Linked DNA regions of Homo sapiens: region 1 is linked to region 2. A link is a loop called in an ENCODE intact Hi-C map of the cell type or tissue named here. Cell type or tissue: IMR-90. All regions are shown on one strand. Links, peaks and the distances in the headings refer to the core of each region. The heading gives the core; the rest is flanking DNA. Region 1 overlaps DNM3 (dynamin 3). Region 2 overlaps VAMP4 (vesicle associated membrane protein 4).

What was found. A loop is a pair of places that touch in the nucleus more often than their neighbours do. Peaks named below come from ENCODE experiments on the same cell type or tissue, not always from the same donor. Only the 100,000 strongest peaks of a DNase experiment are listed, where the experiment ranks them.
Region 1: a loop joins it to region 2, with 4 times the contacts of the local background. A loop is called at or near these places in 4 of 110 quality-filtered maps.

The regions. Positions count from the first base shown.
Region 1 is chr1:171,983,839-171,986,761 of GRCh38, reverse strand. The region is part of intron 2 of DNM3 (dynamin 3); the gene reads right to left. Among named protein-coding and RNA genes, the nearest start is that of DNM3-IT1, 120 kb to the right of the region's middle. RefSeq lists a silencer at 2,788-2,923. In IMR-90, for the core only: CTCF peaks have their summits at 942 (motif pointing left) and 1,698 (motif pointing right); no DNase peak of the experiment used is centred there.
Region 2 is chr1:171,714,426-171,717,348 of GRCh38, reverse strand. The region is part of intron 4 of VAMP4 (vesicle associated membrane protein 4); the gene reads left to right. Among named protein-coding and RNA genes, the nearest start is that of VAMP4, 26 kb to the left of the region's middle. In IMR-90, for the core only: a CTCF peak has its summit at 1,279; no DNase peak of the experiment used is centred there; H3K27ac peaks cover 194 bases.

The DNA of each region.
Region 1 (2,923 bases), core at 304-2,803, 270 kb before region 2:
GCCTAAGCATCTTGGACCCAAATGCCAGATAAGAGCCTGTGAGGTCGAGGCTGCAGTGAGCTGTGATCATGCCACTGCACTCCAGCCTGGGCAAGAAAGTGAGACCCCATCTCAAAAAAAAAAAAAAAGCCAGATGTGGCAATTATTGGTAGCTTTACTACCATTACCCATCATAAACATTTAATATTCACTCTTGAAGATGAAATGGCAAGGTCAATAGCAAGAGAGCTATTGTGGCTGATCTCCCACGGGCACTTTAGTTACTGCAGGTAGATCAACAAGGGTTAGATTTAACACTGTGTGGAAAGGATAAAAGAGTCTTACATACACCTTCAATGCTAAAAGATAACAATACAGAATCATTTGTCACTTAGCTCAGATGTGGTCCGTGTCTTCAAGCAGGTTAGCATTAACTCAAAAAGCTAAGGATTAGACCACTGAGAAAAAACATTAATGCAGGTAGCATAATGTAAATGCTAACCTGCTCTTAAAATGATAAGAAAGGTAGAGATAGAAAAGATGATTTTAAGCTGTGGTACCCAAAAAAGGAAGTGGGGTATGGACTGAATACTGAACAGTAGGGAGGATTTTTACATGTGCAGGGAGAAAGAGGTCTTCCAGAGAATCAGAGAACCTTCATAGGTTCAACAAATCTGGCAGGTTGTCATCCAGTCTCTGCTCGGACCCATCCACTATTGGGTAACAGAAACTTTGATCTCATTGGAAAAAGCTCTGATTGGAAAATATTTATGTTTGGTATGAAACCTGCTTTCTTGTCATATTCCACTAGTCCAACTTTTGTCCTCTGGTGCTACTCAGCTGTGAAAAGGCCGTGTGCATTAATGTGAGTGTCAGCACCCTAAGTTTGTCTCCTTCCTGGGCCTCACACCCTTATCTTGCTTTGTCACATCACCACTCAGGCCCTCTGGTGGCAAAGATTTCCCAGTACCAACCCCAGCCACTCTGGCTGGAAAGGTCACAAGCTCCCAAAGTGGACCAAAAAGTTTCTACTTTAATTTACCAAAGAATTGAAATGACCTAGCTTTTTGGATGTTAGAATGAGAATCAGAGACGGATTTAATTTCTGTCTTTCCTGACAACATGCATGGACATGAGTATTTCTCTTTCTATCTTAGTTTCTCCATATAATGTGCCACTTTCTGAAAAACAGCAAGCTAAGTCTCCCGAAAGCTCATTCCTCTAATGCTGGAAGTATATCCAACAGTAAAGCCTCAACAGGCTGCAGAAATCTGGCCTGAAGAGATCAGTTCATCAAGATAAGGCATGTTCTTCTATACTTACCCTCATAGGCACTGTCTTTATTAGAATATAAATTCCCAGAAGATAGAGCCTTTATTTTATTACCCATTCAAAGCCTAGGCCAGTACCATGTGAATGTAAGAGTATATAGATAAGTAGAGGACAAAACAATACGAAAAACAAAAGAACAAAAGAAGTCAAATCCCAGAAAACAAGCAAAAATTAAAAGGAAAAATTAGAAATAATTTAGAAGAAATGGAACTGTGTTTTTTTCAATGCCATATATTCCATGGAAAATGCACCCTTCAAGACTTATGGCTATCACAACTGTTCTGTCATAGAGTTCATAAGCTTCTGGATCAGGAACTACATTTTCAATCACTGCTAATCGATACATTCCAGTTAACACAAATGTGGATCTCCTTTGTTGCCACTAGATGGCACCTACTTGCTTTCTCTGCAGGAAACATGCCCTTCCGGAAGGGTGTAAAATCAATGCAATTTTCAAATTAGATTTAAATGAGTTCTCAAACTCTTGAAAATACTTTTATCTTGGAATCAAGAGATGATAATTGTTCAGGACCATCTCAAACCTTTGTGTATTTTTATTTATTTTGTCAACCCCTTGGTCAATTTGCAGTGTCTTGTTGAGAATAGTGTCCCCCAGACAGATTCAAGGATTCCTGTATTCATTTATTTATTTGATTAATATTTATTGAGATCACTCTACTTGCCAAGAACTGTTTTAGAAATTGGGATATAATTAAGGGGGGAAAATAAGTCTCTAGGCTCACGAAGCTTAAATTCTAATCAGGTAAAAGAGTAAACAATATGTGTGTGTGTGATGCTAAGTGCTATGGAGAAAATAAAATAGCAGGGGGATAGCAAATGCTCTGGGAAAGGGGTTGCTTGGTTATGTGGTATAGATAAGGAAGGCTTCCATGACAGGGTAAAGTGACCTTTGAGCAATGACTCAAGAAAGGAAGGCAGCAGGCCATGCTGTATGGAAGGGCATCCGGGCAGAGTGCCTAAAGCAGATGTGTGTTCGGCATGTTGAGGGACAGCCAGGTCCACGTGGCTGGAGCACCGGGCGGTGTGGAGGGGAGGGAGGTGGGAAACAAGGCCAGTGCTGTGGACAGGCCTGGATGTGGAGGGCCCGTGGACCATTTTAAGGACTTTGATTTTTCGCTGAGTGAGATGGCAGACCATCTGAAGGATTTGGGGTAGAGTAGAAACATGCTGTGACCTAGGTTTGAAACAACTGTGGATGCTGTGTTGAGGACAGACAATGATGAGCAAGAAAGGAAGCTTACTATTGAAATCATCCCGGGGAGAGCTGCTGAGGCTTAGACCAGGGTGGCAACAGTGGGGTGGTGATGAGTGGTTAAATTCTAATGTATTTTGAAAGAAAAAGCAACAGAATTTGCTGATGGATTTAAGCTGCGATATGAGAGAAAGAGAAGCATCAAGGATAACTTCAAAGGGTTTGACCTAAGCCACCAGAAAAAGTTTGAAATAGAAAAAGACTGAAGGGAAGAGGATGAGAAGGGATGGGATGGGATGGGATGTGGGTTGGGACCTACTAAGCTTGTGATGGCCATGACACACCCATCCAAGTTGAGAAAAAGCACTGCTACTAAGGTTGAGGACCACACAGCTGAAG
Region 2 (2,923 bases), core at 200-2,699:
GTGTGGCATATGTGGATGCCAATGTGTAATGTCTGAACCATTCTCCTGCACTGAGCCAGAATGACTTCTTTATCCACTCACATGTTCTCTTTTGCCTAAGCTGCCACTGGAGAAGAGGCCTCCACTGATGACACACCTATTTTTTGTCCTGCCAGTATGCTCTGTTTCCTGTCTGATATCCTTCTGAAGAGTGAACCTAGTAAGGGATGTTGCCGATTGGGGTCTTTTGAGTATGATTTTCCAGCTGAATCCCCAAACCACCACCAGTTGTACAGAGTAGGCATTAAAGAATATATGTCTATGTTAATGAATGCCAAACATACACACATGAATTTGTATATTTATGTATTACACTATTAATATCACAATAACTTTGGTGATCACAGAATTTTAGAATAGTAAGGGATTGTTAAGTATAGCGTTTTTTACTCTAGAGCTGAAAGCTTGCTGGATTTAGTTAGAATAAGGTCGTTCATCAAGCATGCATTAAACCTTGATTAATGCTTATCTAAGCAGGGCATGACTCACCAGTGTGCCCAAGATGGAGGAGCACAACTTGCCACACAACTTACCCAATGACAAATCCCTGGCGTTATTTTAGTACCCAAAATTGCTAGCACTGGTCAGTTTCTTTACTTAAGCTGTTATCACCACTTAATTTATAACATTTCAATACAGAGTGTTTCCTACTGCATAGATTAGCAACATCATTGCTTTCTTTGAACTTCATTAGCCACATTTATTAGTGTTGATAACAGATTAATCCTACAAAAAATACTTGACATCACTTCTTAGGAAAGACTCTTTTTGAGGACAATTTTTAAATATTCATATGTCTACATAAAATTTATGCTTCTCTTTGGAATGTTTCCTTTGCTTTTTAAATTTTGTTTTGTTTTTAAAGAGAGTTTGTTCAAACATAAATTATGAGGATGGACCACCTGGAAATACCAGCTCCAAAGGAATGGAGTCAGCATTCCAGAGTAGAGAAGTTAAGGTTTCATTTATATAAGCAGACAGGAACTTTTAGCAGGATTACATTTCCTTTGCCTTTAAATTAAACAATAGCATTATAAATGCCACTGTAGTGAATTGTAGACATTCTGTGTTAGGAGTAGGGAATCTCCCAATTATAGTCTTGGTCAGACCAGCTTAACTTTTATGAGATTCCCTCCCCGACACCCCAGGGAATGTTCCATGGTGTAACAGCAATATATATGTAGTTGCAAAAATACAGCTTAACTTTAAAACTTCTTTTGTCAGCAGTACCTTAAAAGACCAGAAGATGGGGATATTAACTATGAAAATAAATATTTTCTTTCAGGGATTTTTGCTTTGTTTGTTTTTTGAAACAGGGTTTTGCTCCATCACCCAGGCTAGAGTGCAGTGGCACAGTCACAGCTCACTGCAGCCTCAAAATCCTGGGCTCAATTGATCCTTCCACCTCAGCTCCTGAGTAACTGGAAACTTCAGGCACGTGCCACCATGCTTGGCTAATTTCTTATAGAGACGGGGTTTCCCTATGTTGCCCAGACTGGTCTCAAACTCCTGGACTCAAGGGATCCTCCCACTTCAGTCTCCCAGAATGCTAGGATTGCAGGTGTGAGCCACTGCACCTGGCCAGTGTTTTCTTTATAAAATAAGGGGTGCGTATTGCAGAGCATGAATTTGTTTCTTAATCGAAGGGCACTGACATTTATCAAGTATGTGCTATGTGTTGGGCACTATGCTAAGTGTTTGAATAACACTATCTCATTTAATTCTCACAAGTAAAGTAGAGATTATCAGCTGCATTTTAAAGGTGAGAAAATGTTAGGCTAAAACAGGCTTCCAAGGTGAATTCCAAAGTCACATACGTAGTAAGGGATAAAGTTGTATTGCAAACCCAGGTTTGTCTGAATACAGAACCCAGGGGCTCTACATTATACCATACAGCTTCTCTGTTGGTAATTAGAATAGAGCCATTTCAGAAATACAGGTGCCGTCAGACTCTAAGAGGATTTAAAACAGTATTGGAAATGTCTTTTCCTCATTGTGTTCTCTCTCATGTCTTTTATTATCTTATATGAATAGCCTTTAACTGGCCATGATATAAAAATCTCCACCCTTCCTTCAGAAACTAGCTTTTCCTTTGCGTTCTTAATTTTTTATTTTAGTTAATAGCCATCGTCTACTACCAGTTAATTGCTCAAATTATAAATCTAGGAGTTGTCTACTCTTTTCCCAATTCCTTCACCCACATCCAGTTAATCTCCTAGTTCTTAAAATATTACCTCCTCTGACATATATTTCCTTATCCTAGAACTTTCTCACCATCCACTGCCTCTTTTACTCTGCCTGATTAACTCTTGACTCCTCAAAACTCAGCACAGGGGTCTTGATGTCATCTCTGGTCCAGGCTGAATTCATCAAGGCTACATGACTGATACTATGGGCTTCCTTCTATTATATCCCTTAACACATGGTAGTATATGGATATCAGTTTTCCCTACTGGAGTATAATCTTTCTAAATACCAGGCTCATAACCTTCATGATGATAACCTTGATGAATAGCATAATAATAACTTTTTTTTTCTTAGACACAGGTTCTCACTCTTGTCACCCAGGCTGGAGTGCAGTGGTATAGTCTTGGCTCACTGTAGCCTCCACCTCCCGGAGGAGGATCCTCCCACCTCAGCTTCCTGAGCAGCTGAGACTACAGGTGCACACCACCATGCTCGGCTAATTTTTGTATTTTTTGTAGAGACAGGGTTTTGCCATGTTGGCGAGTCTGGTCTCAAACTCCTGGGCTCAAGCGATCCTCCTGCCTCAGCCTCCCAAAGTGCTGGGATTACAGCCCTGAGCCACCACACCTAGCCATAACTTTTTAATGTTTTTTGAATGAATGATATATTTAATTCAGATTTGAAAATATTTGTTAAA